Linked DNA regions of Homo sapiens: region 1 is linked to region 2. Evidence: read pairs that join two places in POLR2A ChIA-PET (ENCODE). Cell type or tissue: PC-3. All regions are shown on one strand. Links, peaks and the distances in the headings refer to the core of each region. The heading gives the core; the rest is flanking DNA.

Evidence for each region. Peaks named below come from ENCODE experiments on the same cell type or tissue, not always from the same donor. Only the 100,000 strongest peaks of a DNase experiment are listed, where the experiment ranks them.
Region 1: POLR2A ChIA-PET joins it to region 2 with 31 read pairs; 3 of 35 experiments call an interaction of 5 or more read pairs at or near these places.

The regions. Positions count from the first base shown.
Region 1 is chr7:91,160,308-91,169,476 of GRCh38, reverse strand. All of the region lies in intron 14 of CDK14 (cyclin dependent kinase 14), which reads right to left. Among named protein-coding and RNA genes, the nearest start is that of FZD1, 100 kb to the left of the region's middle. RefSeq lists an enhancer at 1-921. In PC-3, for the core only: no CTCF peak of the experiment used is centred there; a DNase peak (open chromatin) is centred at 3,836.
Region 2 is chr7:91,250,256-91,259,424 of GRCh38, reverse strand. No RefSeq gene overlaps it. Among named protein-coding and RNA genes, the nearest start is that of FZD1, 9.6 kb to the left of the region's middle. In PC-3, for the core only: no CTCF peak of the experiment used is centred there; no DNase peak of the experiment used is centred there.

The sequences.
Region 1 (9,169 bases), core at 503-8,502, 90 kb after region 2:
TAAAAAAACAATTTAATTTTAGAGTAGTAGCATGATCATGCTTGTATGTTTATTCAAGGACCTTTACTCTGTGACAGGGTTTCAGCCTGTGAGGTTTTCTCTACACATGGCAGGCAGCTGTCAGAACCAGTGTGAGGGGTGAAAGGGCAGCCCAGCTGCTCTGTTAAATCATGGGGTTCCATCAACATCTCAGAATTCCTGCCGAGTGGGAGCTGGGAGACCACAGATTAGAGTACACTGGAGTGTGTATATTAGGTCACTCGGTGTCTATCAAAGCGGTATCACGCCGGTGAGCTGTACAATAGATTTTACTGTGTTCTGTTCAAAGAAAATGTAAGGAAAGTGGACATGTGTGTAGCAGACCATAGCTGAACACTGAATTCTTCTTGTCTTTAAATGGATGGATTTATTATCCACAAGATGAACGAAGAGTAGGAGCACAATCAACAGCTATGGAAAACATGCGAGGCTGATGGTTTCTATTCAGTGCTTGGAAATAACTGTTCAGCAGATGTGTATGAAGCAGATGAGTCCACGGCCCAGCACAGTGGAGGGGGAGGGGGCCGGATCATGGCTGTGATCCTGGACCATGAACTTGTTTTATGACTCTGGATGGTCACTTCCCTTCAGTTTCACAAAACTTTAATGTCCTCATTTGTGAATTGAAAATAATAATCTCCCTTGTCTTATCTACATCTCAAAACCCGTTAATAAAAAATGAATTCCTAAATGAGAAAAGACTTTTAAAATGTTGAGAGGTATGAAGCATGATGGTATAAAGTGTGATACTTAATTAAGAAATAAAATGTAACTTGTGTTAGTGGATATTTGGTCTACATGTAAAATAGAAAACATCTGCTCCTTTATTACCTATTGTTTAATTTCTTTTTAAGAGAGAAAAATTCATGTTCCCCAATGCATCATATAATCTTTAAAAAGATAATAGATAAAAGGTGAATAGCATCATGCCTGGCAAGTAAGGTGAAACTTTAAACAGCTTTAAAAATTTGTGTTATATTTTAATTTCTCAATTATAACTCTGTAAGAGGTTTCTTGACTGTAATAAATATATACCTGAATTTATGTTAATGATAACTAATACTAACAAAATGTTTCCTATGTGCCAGGCCCTGTTCTAACTACATTACAAAAGTTAATTTATTTAATTCACATAACCATATGTAAAGTGGCCCAATTATCTTTTTTTTTTTTTTTTGAGACAGAGTCTCACACTGTCGCCAGGCTGGAATGCAGTGGCATGGTCTCGGCTCACTGCGACCTCCGCCTCCCGGGTTCAAGCAATTCTCCTGCCTCAGTATCCCGAGTAGCTGGGATTACAGACGTGCGCCACCACGCCCAGCTAATTTTTGTATTTTTAGTAGAGACGGGGTTTTACCATGTTGGCCAGGGTGGTCTCGATCTCCTGACCTCGTGATCCAGCCACCTTGGCCTCCCAAAGTGCTGGGATTACAGGCATAAGCCAACATGCCCGGCCCCAATTATCAGTTTTTAGGTTATAGCACCCTCTTCCAAAATATAAGGCTCTGCATTATAATCTCACTTTGGGTTAAATACATTTTCTAATCTTGTAAAATGTGAACAGCCAACTACCTTCTACACAACAATTTCATTTTTTACCCTATGTGGTAGACACTATTCTTTTCCCATTTTTTTAAGATGAAAATATTATTTCCTAAGAGGTTAAGTGATTTGCACAGCAACAAAATGGCAAACCTAGCATTCACATGTAGGCAGTCGGCTGTACGGCCTCTCTTTGCATCAGAGGGCCTGAAGCCATCTATTATTTGGGGGCAACATCATGGTGTCCACTTGGATCATTTGGGATCCAAAATGAAGATACCAGGTTGAGAGCTAATTAGTCACCCAGGAAATAACTCCAACATGCGCACTGAGACTGGCTCACGTTGGAGCCATGACCCTATCTACATTATATAAGAACAATCAGCTGGGCAGTTAGCTGTTTCAGTGTGAATGTAGCAATGGCTGCCATGTCCAAAGCACTTTCCAGGAGAGGAAGCTGAAAAGCTACCTTATGGCCTCATGTTGACATTTATCCAGGTGAATTGCAACTTGAAATGTACTTCTAACATTTGCTACTGTGAGTGCAGAAAAGACGTCATATAATAAGGCAAATGTGGAGAGCCCTTTGTTTCTCCTTTTTTAAAAAATTAGAACTATTTTTCAACGTTGGTTGGAAACAAGTCCATGAAGAAAATCTTTAGAAGACAGTAAAGAAATTCTGAGATTGAATTCCATTTTGTCTGTGTGTTGTTCGGTGACAAAAGACTGTGAAATACAAATAGGCATAGATAGAGCTGTATATAACAGCTTTGTGGCTTTCCCTTCAATAAACTCAGAGATTGTCTTTGTATCCAGTGACCTTTTAGGGGGATTTAAAATAAAAACTAAAACGACACAGTACAATTTGTCTATACTAAAGGCCCAATTATAACTCTCAGTCTCATCTTTCATGGTTACTTCTCAAAATTCTGCCTAGGTGAGAAAGAACTGAAAAATATTCCTCTTTTCTGGATAATATTATCAAATGAAGTGAGGGCCTGGGCGGTTGCCCTCACTGGTGATTGATTCTTTAATGAGCTTCACCTGCAGGCCCAAGAGCACAGAGACTGCCCAGCTCTCTAGATTTTAAAATAGTGATCAATTCAGACACACATTGGGTTGTGTTGTTGGGACTAGTCAGAAGAACTGTTGTATATTCTCTGAATGACAAAAACTGAAATTGAGATATATTTACAAACACATTCACACATACTCAGGGGCCTTATGAATAAAAAGCGAAAATGCCAAATTACTCGGATGCCTCTACACTCTATCAGTATCTTATGAAAAGCATAAGGCTCTGCATTATGATCCCTTCTAGGTTAAACACATTTAAAAATCTTATAAAATACGAATAATATAAATAATCTGAATGCTTTCTATGATACAATTTCATTTCATAGATTAATGTATCAGTAGAGTAGCTATAAGCTGCTGTTTTTCTTTTTAAAAAATTAATTAATAGGCACTTCAAGTTTAGCCTCTTCACAAGGCCATCCTATTTATTTATACATTTTATTAATTCTGAAGCCAGTAGCTCCTCAATGGTGTATTTATGTTCAACTAGGTCAGGTCCACTGGGATGATATTTGGTCTTTCACAGAAGACACACTGAGCCTGTAAAGACAGCAGGCTCAAACTACCAAACACACTTCCTTTCCTAAGATTTGACTACATGAATTTGTTAGACTTCAGTGAAAAAATATAGGAATCCAGATATGCATTTCATAAGTCTCTCTACATAAGACCTTCTACACATAAGGGTGTCAGTAACACGTTGCCTCCTTACTAGGGAAGCAGGCATTTGGCAAACAGTCCATTTGTGATAGTTGGTTTGTGTAGCTTGGTGTAGTAGTTTGAAGGGCACCCACAAATACCAATAGAGGGAAATACTGAAAACTGTTCTCTCACATTACATTAGTTTGCTTAAAAAGTATGCATGTGCTAACCAAGCCTACAAATCACTAATTGTCAAGTATGCTGCAACAGAATAAAATTTAGCACAGAAAATACTTAGGTGAGATAAAAAACATTGATGTTTATATTTCTCAATAAATCTATGATTGATTACTTTGATAGTGATAATGCCATAGAGATAACTTTATAAATACTAACAATGCAGAGGGTTTGACATTTAAAATGTTCAAATGCAAGATGACATTCTTACTTCCCCTTTCAGAAATGTTATGCATGGATTACTTTCAGAACTATTTGAGCCAAGCCCTGTTGATGAGTAAACGTTAAAAGCAGCTGGGATGTCCACTTTCTTGGTGTTTCTGCTCTATGATTTTACTCGGTGGAATGTGATGAGCACTATTACCTTTTGAAACTATTACTAGCCAGAACTCACTGATGACTTAGTACAGAACACTGGAGTTGAAAGGAGTCCTGGAGACCCAAAACTCTCTCCTCATTCCACAAAAGGGAACCAGAGGCCCCACGGAGATTAAATGGCATGCTCAAGGCCACAGCTAGTTAGTGACAAGGTTTAGCCCAAAACTCATGTATTTGGACTCCTAACACGGTGCTCATTTGCTCTGTTACCCTTAGTGTGATGAAAGACAGATAAATGGCACAAACTCCTTACAGTTTCTATGTCAGCACATGATTATTAGATGTACGCTGTTGACTCTGAATGCTCTGAGGTTGGAAGAAATGTGCAACAATCTAAATGTCACAGGCCTGGAAGTAATCAAAAGGAAACTGAATGTTAGTTACTACTGTGCATAATGCTTGCAACATATCTGTGGTTGGTTGCAATGTACTATTAGAGCGTGGGTTTTTGTTGTGACTGTATGAACCAGGCCGCATAGGGAACGCTGAAGAGCGATCACAAAAATACCTTTCTTTCCCTACTGTCCCTCAAGCAGCAGGGATCAAATAACTGTTTCTCAGCTGTCAGTCTTTTAAACAAAAATATCTCCTTCACTCTATGTGTATCTGTGGCAAGTTAGTGTCTGTTTCCTCTTCTTTTTTCTGTTCTATTTTTTAGACCCCAACCTTGGATCACCAGGGGATACTGGGACTAGAAAGGGACTGACATGATGTTTTACAAATTTATCTTGGATTTCTTCAGTACGTCACAGTTTGTGTTCAATAAAGGCAGGCAGTGTAGAGCAGGCAGGCAGAAAACAGTCTACAACTGGATATTGGGAGTGCAGAATCATCTGCTGCCAGTCTGGACACTGGAAGGGCTTTCCACTCTGAGTATGACAGTTTCCATTTGTATTTCGGGCCAGCTGCTATTATGCCAACAATGTAATAATGGTGTGTTTTATTCATCTGCAACATAGCCAAATCTTCCTGCATTTGTCTAGGAAATCACAAAGCTTGATGAGACCTGGAGGAGCCATCTTTCATCCTCCTTACTTCCTAACTACACACAAATCCCCCAATTCCTTTACCCTGACTCTGGCCTGATCACTTACTAGCTGGACATGTTTCTTAATCTTTACTTTGCCATGGTAGCCTCATGTGGTAAATGGGGCTGACGATAGTAGCTCTCTCTTCGGGTTGTTGTAAGGATTTAATGAGTAACACGTACAGGACTTTAATAGGGCCTGGCATATAGGCACTATATAAATATTAATTATTGTAATTATTATTTCCACTCAACAAAATTAAGACTTCCTCATAGTTTTGGATCTCAGCTGATTGTAATCACTTGTTCATCAGTGGTAGAATGGTTTGTTAACTAATGAACATCATATAGCTATACCGTAATTTATTCAACCATTCACTTATTATTGGACATTTAGTGTGTTGCCAACGTTCTGCTATGTAAGTAATATTGTATGCTACGTGCCCTGTCAAGCATCTATCCTTATAGTTTCCTTACGAGGTGGATGTTTTAAATCCAACTCATAATTTCAAAATGAGGCCACTATGTCTTAGGCAATATGAATCCAATATGACCACACAACTAGTAGGTGTTATTGCAAAACTTGAGCCCATGCCTTGGACCCTAAAGCCTTAATCAATTGCCTACCTATCTTCTTAGCCTAAATGGTTATAATAACAATTAATTTGTAAAACTAATGTTACAAACTCAATTTTTCCAGAATTTTTTTCATATGGATCATCTTATTCCTTAATAATTCTGAATATTACCAGCAGCTGGGAGTGGGGTAGGGTGAGGGAGGAAAGGAAGTTGTTGGTCAAAGGGTATAAAGTTTCAACTGGACAAGAGAAATAAGTTTTGAGATCTACTGCACAAGTAGGGTGACTACAGTCAATAATACTGTATTATGTATTTCAAAGTAAGAGTAAATTTCAAATTTCCAATGCAAAAAACGGTAAGTAAGTGAGGTGATGGATATGTCAATTAGCTTGATTTAATCATTCCACATTGTATGCATGTATCAAATCATCACCTTATACCCCATACATCTATACAATTGTAATTTGTCAATTAAAAATATTAAAAAAGGAATTCAGAGTAACTGCAGTGATATTTTCCCCTTGAGTCCAAACTCCTCAATTTAAAAGCTCTGACCTGTTGTTAGGAACGCTTACATTGCAACACCGTCAGCAGCTTTGTCAAATCTTGCGCTGGATTCTAAAGGACCTAGTCACTTCCTTGCATCCATTTATTCCCAACTGCCTGGACCAGCAAGACATGAAGAATAGACATGAATAGCACAGAATAGACATGAAGAGCAATTTCTGGGGCTGGAGGGGATAATATAACTATGATCCAGCAAGAAGATCTTCTTTGCTGCTTTCACCTACTACAAGCTTGTACAACACATTTAATACAATCTAATACCTTGTGGGTCAGGGAGAAACTCCCATCATCACTATTGGGAGTGGTGTGAACAATTATATACAAGTGCTAGTTTTAGGAACATACAGATAGATTTGGTGTTTTGAAGACAGGGATGGTAACTGAGGAACAACTATATAAGTGTGCTGCCTGCACAACTGGTATTACTGTGCACTTAGGGGCCCCAACATTTCCCAGAGAAAGGAGTTGGGATGGCACTAGCGACACCACACATCCAAGCTGAGGCTGCCCTCTCCAACTACCTGCCCCTTCCCTAAGAGCACCTATAACTCTAATAATTATGGTTAAAGTTTATGGATCGCTTACCATGTGCCTTGTGTCTGTCTCCACTCTACATACTTTATATGTATTAATTCAATCTATTTAATGTAATCCTCACAACGATACTATGAGGTAGATATGACTATTATTTTCTTCATATGGTAAATGAGGAACCAGAAGTGTAGAGAGGGTAAGTGACTTCCCGAAGTTACAGAGTCAGTAAGTACTAAGCCTGGGACTTGACTCTGGTAGTCTGACCTTGCGGCCTTTGCTCTTTGTCACTACAGATGCTCTATAGGCCAACAGCTGGCCCTGGGGCCTGGCTCCTCTCCCTCCCCTAACCTTCCCGGTTTCCTGCCCAGTTCAACGTGACTTCCTCCCATTTGTTCCTCCACTGGCACCTTCACAGAACTGACCGCTCTCCAGGCGTGAGCTTCCCAGTGGGTCTCCTAGCTCCCACCTTCCCCATTCCCAAAAACATTCTTTCCACCTGTGCCATGAAGCCTTCTGGGAGAGTGAAAGAAATTTAAACATAGCAGAGAAACACAAAAATTACTTCCTTTCCATACAAGGCTTAAATGATTACTAAGAATATCTGAAAAATAAATATTTAATACATAAAAGGGAAAATTGTCAGAATCCTTATGTAATCTAATGTTTCCATGTGTTACAAAGTCCCCCACTGAGGGTTTTCCAAAAGTCTGTCCATGCTAATCCCACTGGCCTGTGAGAGAAGGCAGTGACTGTACACTTTTATGTGCCTCTCTTTCTTAGTTTTTAAAAAATAACAAACATTTAAGATATCAAGAGAAAAGTTACTCTTGCCTAAGTGTCAAGCTTGGAGAGGGCAGAATAGCTAATCTACTTTCTCGACTTCCGTGTAGGTTTTATTACTTCAGTGTTATATTAAAAATGTACTTAAATTTCATGTTGACATGCCATTTCATGAACTTTATTAGAAATTATTGATTCACAAATGAGGGGAAGTCTAAGACTAATATTTTATTTATTATGTTCTAGCTATGTGCCGAATGTCAAGAAGGATTTAGCAGTATCTTATAGCTTTGTTGTTTTAATATTCAGTTTAACTATTTATTTTGCAATCATTTCTTAGATTTTAAGTCATTTTAGGTGTATGTGAATTCATTTATTATTAGAAGTTGTCTGCCTCAAATGTTTTGAAACAGTAAAGGAAAGGATTTGTTAAAAAGGGAATGTAACTAAAATAATGAAGAGATTGATGACTTCACTGTAAAAGCATGATTTTTTAACCTTCACTCCGCAGCCATTTTTAAAATTAGCCTATCATGAAAACAACTTGTGCTGTTATTTGTAATCAAAATATTACATTATTTCTCACTCTGCTCTGGTAGTGTAGAAAAACACACCGCTCTAAACAATAAACCTTGCATTTTAGTAACCTCACCACTCAGATTTTTCTCAGGATATACTGTGAATTATACAGAAAATGTCTTGCTTTCCAAAAGAAGTAAATTCAGTTTTTTGGCTTTACATCCCACTCTAAGAAACCCACTCTCTGGCCCGTGTTGCCATCATAGCATGTCCTGGCTGTCCCACCACTGATTCTGCGCCTTGGGAGGCTCCTTCCTGAATCCTCTCCGTCTACTCCCTACCTCTACACCACAATATCCATAATCCTATCAACCCGTCCAGACCCAGATCAAATGCACTTCCACCATTAGTCTTCCAAGTCAGAGGCAGTGTCCCTCTGTTCAGAATTTTGACACCAATTGCCCATATCTCTTTCACATTGCTTCTCTGCTGATACGCCTTTCCAAGGTGTATGTGGGTCTCCACATTTCTCTTCCCAATTAAACTCTGAGCTCCCAGAGATCAGTGACTCTGGAGAGAGTCAATAATTTATTTTATATTTTGTATTGTATATAAATTTGTGAGCTGCCTCCAGCCTCATGATAAACAATTGTATAAATATATAATGCTTACAATGCAATTATAGAATAAAGAAATGAGGATATTTAAATGTATGGGCCTGTAAGAGTAATTGTATTATTTTGTAGTGACCCCTTATATTCTGAAAAACCCATAACATCCATGTACATAACTAGGCTTGTTAAATATATTATAATAAAGTAAATAAAAAGGAAATAGCAAGCATGGAATATAGTAAAAGGAGTTTGAAACAGAGAAAGAAAATCTTTAAAAATATATATAGTATAAATATTTGATTACCTGTAAAAGTGGACAAGTAAAATCAATAGATAACTACACACCAAATTTTGGCTATAGGTTTCAATAATCTGTTGAACAGAACATTTCAGTACAAGTATTTATAGACTGCAGGCTATGTATATGAATTTATATCCCCCCCCATCATAACATAATCTTTATACATATATTATCCAGATGGTGATTGGGGACTTTCCTGCTCTTTAAGTCTGGGTAAAACTGGTAGGGACCCTGCCAATTCCACAGCCCAGGGAAGTCCACAGTCCCCAAGGTATCTATAAATTCCAGGGTGGAGGTGGTACTTATGCTCTCAGGGGCCTGGGCTGGAATGGG
Region 2 (9,169 bases), core at 286-8,285:
TTTTTCTTTCTTTCTCATACAAATCTGCTCTCGACATTGGTAAAATAGTTATTGAATTCATTCACACACAGAGGCTCAATTTGTAGACTCTCTTTAAAAATATATATATATATATTTATTTATCTATCTTTCTGTAAAACCACTTATCAAAAGAGATTTTCAGTGTGATTACCTTGACTTTTATCTTATAGAGTACTTACAGCTGATTGATATTAAGATCCTGATTGATATTAAGATCCTGAACTAACTTATTATTTGAGAGTCAGCCATAATTTGTTATAATTTACATTTTAAACATGGCAAGACTCAAAGATTTAATATAAAGGTGTGGCTCAGTAGTTCTAAATATGAATCATGGATTACTTGTACACAAATCTCACAAAACACATTTTTTATTTAAAAAAAAAAGATAAGAAGTATGAAAGGGGAAAAATCACCATCACTGAATTTTCATCAAGGTAGGATAATAATTAACCCAAATTTTCTTGTAATTAAAAGATTAAACTATAATAGGAGACTTTGCTAAATACATTACTTAAACATCAGTTTCGCCAAAAAAAAAAGTGCATATAAAAAGTACCTCATGACTCTGTTTTAATTAGTTCTGTTGTCATTGTCATTGTGCAATTGGAAATGGTGTACACTATCTGGGAAAACTTTTGTAGAACATACAGGCATTTATATTAGATTTAGAATGTAGTCCTTCTTCGAGGCCCTGGGAAAGAAATAGAGATGGGTCCTTGTAAATTAAAACCTTACGCCTCATGTGTTTAAAGAGGCCTCTCTGATTGGCTAAGATGTGGGGTGCTGAGTTTGCAATCATTTCAGTGCAGACATTTTAGGAGAATAAGTAAGACTTGTGCTTCTGTAAGTCAACATTTCTGTTCTCCCTTCTAGATGATTTGTTTGTGTATGAGGGAAATAATGTTATGCATCTGTTAAAATTACAGTCTGATCAAATCGTTTTCTTCTTGTTCGTTTCTTGCTTTAACCTGAAATCTCCTGGCCGAAGGTAACAGGGAAGTCAATTTATGGTTTCTAAAGTGTGGGTACAAATATTTCTTAAAATAACATCTTTGGGGTGGGGGACTGGCAAGATGAACAAATAGGAACAGCTCTGCTCTGCAGTTCCCAGCGAGATCAACACAGAAGGTGGGTGATTTCTGCATTTCCAACTGAGGTACCTGGCTCATCTCATTGGGACTGGTTAGACAGGGGGTGCAGACCACAGAGGGTGAGCCGAAGCAGGGTGGGGCATTGCCTCACCCGGGAAGCACAAGGGATCAGGGAATTCCCTCCCCTAGCCAAGGCAAGCCGTGAGGGACTGTGCCATGAGGAACGGTGCACTCTGGCCCAGATATTGCACTTTCCTTACGGTCTTCACAACCCACATACCGGGAGATTCCCTTGGGTGCCTACTCCACCAGGGGCCTGGGATTCAAGCACAAAACTGGGTGGCTGTTTGGGCAGACACTGAGCTAGCTGCAGAAGTTTTTTTTTCATACTCCAGTGGCACCTAGAATGCCAACAAGACAGAACTGTTCACTCCCCTAGAAAGGGGGCTGAAGCCAGGAAGCCAAGTAGTCTAACTCAGTGGATTTCACCCCCATGGAGCCCAGCAAGCTAAGATCCACTGGCTTGAAATTCTTGCTGCCAGCACAGCAGTCTGAAGTTGACCTGGGATGCTTGAGCTTGGGAGGAGGGAGGGGTGTCAGCCATTACTGAGGCTTGAGTAGGCAGCTTTTCTCTCACAGTGTAAACAAAGCTGCCTGGAAGTTCAAACTTGGTGGAGCCCAACAAACTCCTCCAAGCTAAAGGAGTATGTTCTAACCCAATGCAAGGAAGCTAAGAACCTTGAAAAAAGGTTAGATGAATTGCTAACTAGAATAACCAGTTTAGAGAAGAACAGAAATGACGTGATGGAGCTGAAAAACACAGCACAAGAACTTCATGAAGCATACACAAGTATCAATAGCTGAATCGATCAAGAAGAAGAAAGGATAACAGAGATTGAAGATCAACCCAATGAAATAAAGTGAGAAGACAAGATTAGAGGAAAAAGAGTGAAAAGAAATGGACAAAGCCTCCAAGAAATATAGAACTACATGAAAAGACCAAATCTATGTTTGATTGGTGTACCTGAAAGTGATGGGGAGAATGGAACCAAGTTGGAAAACAATCTTCAAGATATAATCCAGAAGAACTTCACCAACCTAGCAAGGCAGGCCAACATTCAAACTCAGGAAATACAGAGAACACCACAAAGATATTCCTTGAGAAGAGCAACCCCAAGACACAAAATCATCAGATTCGCCAAGGTTGAAATGAAGGAAAAAATGTTAAGGCAGCCAGAGAGAATGGTCGGGTTACCCACAAAGGGAAGCCCATCAGACTAACAGCGGATCTCTTGGCAGAAACCTTTCAACCCAGAATTTCATATCCACCCAAGCTAAGCTTCATAAGTGAAGGAGAAATAAAATTATTTACAGACAAGCAAATGCTGAGAGACTTTGTTACCACCAGGCCTGCCTTACAAAAGCTCCTGAAGGAAGCACTAAACATGGAAAGGAACAACGGGTACCAGCCACTGTAAAAACATACCAAATTGTAAAGACCATCAACATTATGAAGAAACTGTACCAACTAATGGGAAAAATAACCAGCTAATATAATGACAGGATCAAATTCACACATAGCAATATTAACCTTAAATGTAAATGGGCTAAATGCTCCAATTAAAAGACACAGACTGGCAAATTGGATAGAGTCAAGACCCACGAGTGTGCTGTTTTCAGGAGACCCATCTCACTGCAAAGACACATATCGGCTTAAAATAAAGGGATGGAAGAATATTTACCAAGCAAATGGAAAGCAAAAAAATAGCAAGAGTTGCAATCCTAGTCTCTGATAAAACAGACTTTAAACCAACAAAGATCAAAAAAGATAAAGAAGAGCATTACATAATGGTAAAGGGATCAATACAACAAGAAGTGCTATCCTAAATATATATGCACTCAATACCAGAGCATCCAGATTCATAAAGAAAGTTCTTAGAGACCTACAAAGAGACTCAGACTCCCACATAATAATAGTGGGAGACTTTAACACCCCACTGTCAATATTAGATTAATGAGACAGAAAATTAGCAAGGATATTCAGGACATGAACTCAGCTCTGGACCAAGTGGATCTAATAGATATTTAGAGAACTTTCCACCCCAGATCAACAGAATATATACATTCTTCTCAGCACCACATCACACTTATTCTAAAATTGACCACATAACTGGAAGTAACACACTCCCCAGCAAATGCAAAATAATGCAATTCATAACAAACAGTCTCTCAGACCACAGTGCAATCAAACTAGAACTCAGGATGAAGAAATTCACTCAAAACCACACAACTACATAGAAACTGAACAACCTGCTCCTGAATGACTGCTGGGTAAATAACAAAATTAAGGCAGAAATAAATAAGTTCCTTGAAACCAATGAGAACAAAGACACAATGTACCAGAATCTCTGGGACACAGCTAAAGCAGTGTTTAGAGGGAAATTCATAGCACTAAATGCCCACAGGAGAAAGCAGGAAAGATCTAAAACTGACACTCTAACATCACAATTAAAAGAACTAGAGAAGCAAGAGCAAACACATTCAAAAGCTAGCAGAAGACAAGAAATAACTAAAATCAGAGCAGTACTGAAGGAGATAGAGACATGAAAAACCCTTCAAAAAATCAGTGAATCCAGGAGCTGGTTTTTTGAAAAGATTAACAAAATGGATAGACCACTAGCCAGACTAATAAGAGAGAGAGAAGAATCAAATAGACAAAATAAAAACTGATAAAGGAGATATCACCACTGGCCCCAGAGAAATACAAACTACCTTTAGAGAATACTATAAACACCTCTACACAAATAATCTAGAAAATCTAGAAGAAATGGATAAATTCCTGGACACACACACCCTCCCAAGACTAAACCAGGAGGTAGTTGAATCCCTGAATAGGCCAGTAAGAAGTTTTGAGGCTGAGGCAGTAATTAATAGACTATCAACCAAAAAAAGCCCAGGACCAGACAGATTCACAGCCGAATTCTACCAGAGGTACAAAGAGTTGCTGGTACCATTCCTTCTGAAAATATTCCAAACAATAGAAAAAGAGGGACTCCTCCCTAACTCGTTTTATGAGGCCAGCATCATCCTGATACCAAAACCTAGGAGAGACACAACAAAAAAAAAATTTCAGGCCAATATCCCTGATAAACATCAACATGAAAATCCTCAATAAAATATTGGCAAAGCAAACTCAGTAGCGCATCAAAAAGGTTACCCACCATGATCAAGTTGGCTTCATCCCTGGGATGCAAGGCTGGTTCAGCATACGCAAATCAATAAACATAATCCATCACACAAACAGAACCAATGACAAAACCACATGATTAACTCATTAGATGCAGAAAAGGCCTTCGGTAAAATTCAACACCCCTTCATGCTAAAAACCTCAATAAACCAGGTATCGATAGAACATATCTCAAAATAATAAGAGCTATTTATGACAAACCCACAGCCAATATCATACTGAATGGGCAAAAGCTGGAAGCATTCCCTTTGAAAACCAGCACAAGACAAGGATGCCCTCTCTCACCACTCCTATTCAACATAGTATTGGAAGTTCTGGCCAGGGAAATCAGGCAAGAGAAAGAAATAAAGCGTATTTAAACAGGAAGAGAGGAAGTTAAATTGTCTCTGTTTGCAGATGACATGATTGTATATTTAGAAAACCCCATCGTCTCAGCCTGAAATTTCCTTAAGCTAATAAGCAACTTCAGCAAAGTCTCAAGATACAAAATCAATATGCAAAAATCACAAGCATTCCTATACACCAATAATAGACAAACAGAGAGCTGAATCATGAGAGAACTCCCATTCATAATCGCTACAAAGAGAGTAAAATACCTAGGAATACAACTTACAAAGGATGTAAAGGACCTCTTCAAGGAGAACTACAAACCACTACTTAAGGAAATAAGAGAGGACACAAACAAATGGAAAAATATTCCATGCTCATGGATAGAAGAATGAATATAGTGAAAATGGCCATACTGCCCAAAGTAATTTATAGATTCAATGCTATCCCCATCAAGCTACCATTGACTTTCTTCATAAAATTAGAAAAAACTACTTTAAATTTCATATGGAACAAAAAAAGAGCCTGTGTAGCCAAGACAATCCTAAGCAAAAAGAACGAAGCTAGAGATCATGCTACCTGACTTCAAACTATACCACAAGGGTACAGTAACCAAAACAGCTTGGTACTGGTACCAAAACAGATATATAGACCAATGGAACAGAACAGAGGCCTCAGAAATAATGCCACACATCTACAACCATCCGATCTTTGACAAACCTGACAAAAACAGGCAATGGGGAAAGGATTCCTTATTTCACAAATGGTGTTGGGAAAACTAGCTAGCCATATTCAGAAAACTGAAACTGGACCCCTTCCTTAGACCTTTTACAAAAATTAACTCAAGATGGATTAAAGACTTAAAACTATAAAAACCCTAGAAGAAAAATCTAGGCAATAACATTCAGGACATAGGCATGGGCAAACACTTCATGACTAAAACACCAGAATCAATGGCAACAAAAGTCAAAATTGACAAATGGGATCTAATTAAACTAAAGAGCGTCTGCACAGCAAAAGAAACTATCATCAGAGTGAACAGGAAACCTAAAGAATGGGAGAAAATGTTTGCAACCTATCCATCTGACAAAGGGCTAATATCCAGAATCTACAAAGAACTTAAACAAATTTACAAGAGAAAAACAAACAACATCATCAAAAATTGGACGAAGGATGTGAACAGACACTTCTCAAAAGAAGACATTTATGCAGCCATCAAATGTGAAAAAAAGCTCATCATCACTGGTCATTAGAGAAATGCAAATCAAAACCACAATGAGATACCATCTCACGCCAGTTGGAATGGTGATCATTAAAAAGTCAGGAAGCAACAGATGCTGGAGAGGATGTGGAGAAATAGGAGGGCTTTTACACTATTGGTAGGAGGGTAAATTAGTTCAACCATTGTGGAAGACAGTGTGGCAATTCCTCAAAGATCTAGAACCAGAAATACCATTTGACCCAGCAATCCCATTACTGGGTACATACACAAAGATTTATAAATAATTCTATTATAAAGACACATGCACACATATGTTTATTGCAGCACTGTTCACAATAGCAAAGACTTGGAACCAACCCAAATGCCTATCAATGATAGACTGGATAAAGAAATTGTGGCACATATACACCATGGAATACTGTGCAGCCATAAAAAAGGATGAGTTCATGTCCTTTGCAGGGACATGAATGAAGCAGGCAACCATCATTCTCAGCAAACTAACACGGGAACAGGAAACCAAACACCGCATGTTCTCACTCATAAGTGGGAGTTGAACAATGAGAACACATGGACACAGAGAGGGGAACATCACACACCAGCGCCTGTTGGGGGATGGGGGCCTAGGGGAGGGATAGCATTAGGAGAAATACCTAATGTAGATGACAGGTTGATGGGTGCAGCAAACCACCATGGCACGTGTATACTTATGTAACAAACCTGCACATTCTGCACATGTATTCCAGAACTTAGGGTATAATAATAATAATAAATATCTTTGGAATTATAATTATGAACAAATAAGCTGGGTGCTATTACTCATGCCTGGATCCCAGCACTTTGGGAGGGCAAGGCGGGAGAATCACTTGAAGCCAGGAGTTCAAGACTAGCCTGGGCAACATAGAGAGACCCTGTCTCTACAAAAAGAAATTAAAAATTAGTCGGACATGGTGGCGCATGCCTATAATTCCAGATACTTGGTAGGCTGAGGCTGGAGCTTTGCTTGAACTCAGAAGTTTGAGGCTGCAGTGAGCTGTGATCGCACCACTGCACTCTAGCCTGGGTGACAAAGTGAGACCCTGCCTCAAAAAAGAACAAATGGGGCATGTACCCAGGTATTTTTGCTTCACATATGACAATAATTTTTTGGCCAGGATAAAGAAAAGCACTCAGCTGTTTGTACTTTATTAGAAATCTAGCTGAAAAGATCATCATGCTTTTGTAAAAAGAAGAGAAAAGAAAAAGAAAAAGCATTTTCCTGTGTGGAAGTTGCCATCATGTCATAGTACCTGGTTTAATCTTCACAACTCTGGTGCAGGTTGTAGAATAGTCACCCTCATTCAGGATACAAAAATGGAGTCTTAGGAAGGTGACTTGCTCACACAGCCTGTCAATGGACGAAAGAGGATTCACATGCGGTTACCACATGTATTAACACAGCCGCATGCCAAGGGAAACAAGATCCATTCCAGAGCTTTTGTAATCTAATTAAACCAAGATCATTAGGAAATACAAAATTCTTCTATGAACCTAGCTCTAAGACAGCCATTTGGATCTTTTAGTGTGAAATATATCAAACCCCATACAGGCAATGACAGAAGGCCATTTCTTACACCTAACCATGATGAAAACTAGGCTGCAATGGTGAATCCATCTTAGATCAGGGAAGGTGTTCACGTAGGGAGGTAAAACCATAAATTTAATATGTAGCTTTCCTATGATTTGAGTTGAACCGGGGGTAGAACTTTAGGGGATGTACTCAGCATTTTCATGTTTATTTCTGCATCCAAAGAAAGGCCTGGATATTGGCATATTCTTTGGTGCTGGGTAAAAGGCATTGTTGTTTCTTTTATCATGGCAAGTTTTTCTTGCTTTACTGAACCTCAGTTTCCTCATTTATAAAATTAAACTGATAACCTAATGGGTAGTGTTTATCTTGCTGTCTTTAATATACTGTAATTCTTATCACAACAAAGAGGTATGTGTGTTTATATTTAAAAGTCAGAATATTAATGAACAGGCAAGTGCATTTGTTAAAACTGCCCCAGCACATTGATTTTAGGAATCTCTGCATTATTGATCTGATAGGATGAAATGCAATGGGGATCCATTTAAACCAAGGGCTTTTATTTTCAGCTTTCATTTCCCCTCAGTTCTCTCAAGAACAGAAGCAAGGGGAATCTCTGTCTACATGGGCTAGTGTGCTTCCCCTTGGGCCCTTTCAGACTGTGGAGTTCATATGACATTCTGTTTGCTGCAGGTCCTGCAGATTAACATAGAACTTTTAGCTTCGAAAGTGAACTTTGCAATCATTAGACACTATATATGTGTTTGAAAAATGTGCACATAGATCAAGATAGGATCTGATGATTTCGATATGGTTAAATTTTCCCTCTTATCCCATTGTTACCGCTATATCCATTATTTCTGAAATGTTCCATATTCCTATTGTTGTGTATCAAATCACCCCAAATTTAGTAGCATAAAATTATAACCATTCTATTATGCTTATGATTCATGGGGCCAGGTATGTGTCCAGGGTCAGTGGGAATGACTTGTCTGTACTCCACAGTCTGAGAACTCAGCTGGGAGGACTCCGACAGCTGATGGGGAGCAGGGGTAACTAGAGCAATTGAGGACTGAAACAGCTGGGGCTGGAAGATCCACTTCCGGATGGCTGGACTCGGATGGGACTGTTAGCCAGAGTGCTTACTAGTGGCCTCTCCAGCATGGAAGCCTTAGGGTAGTCGAGGGCTCTTTACCTGGTGGCTCTGTTTCAGCAAACAAGGCACAAGCTGCATGTTCTTTTATGACTGAACCGTGGACATTACATAGTGCCACTTCCGATAGATTCTAATGATCAAAGCAGTCACAATCCTGCCCAGATGCAAGTGGAGGGCACAGACACCGCCTCAAGGGGAACAGTGTCAGAGAATTTGTAGCAGTTTTTAAAAACTGCCGCACAAAGAAAGCTGAATTTATACAATAATTTTCTATTATCAGGGTTAAAGATAGCTGGAGTAATAACATTTATTAAGCACCTACTATGTGCTAGTTAATCAATTTTATGAGGGATGTCCTATTATTATCTCCATCTCACTGAAGAGGAAAATGAGGTGTAGCGAGGTTAAGGAACTGGTCACATCCTAATGAACATGAGAATGGAGATTTGAACCAAGGCTGTCTGACTACAGCATGTAGGAGCTTAGCCACTGGCCTATAGAATTCCCCCTCAGCTAACTAGAGTAAGGCCTTTTAAGA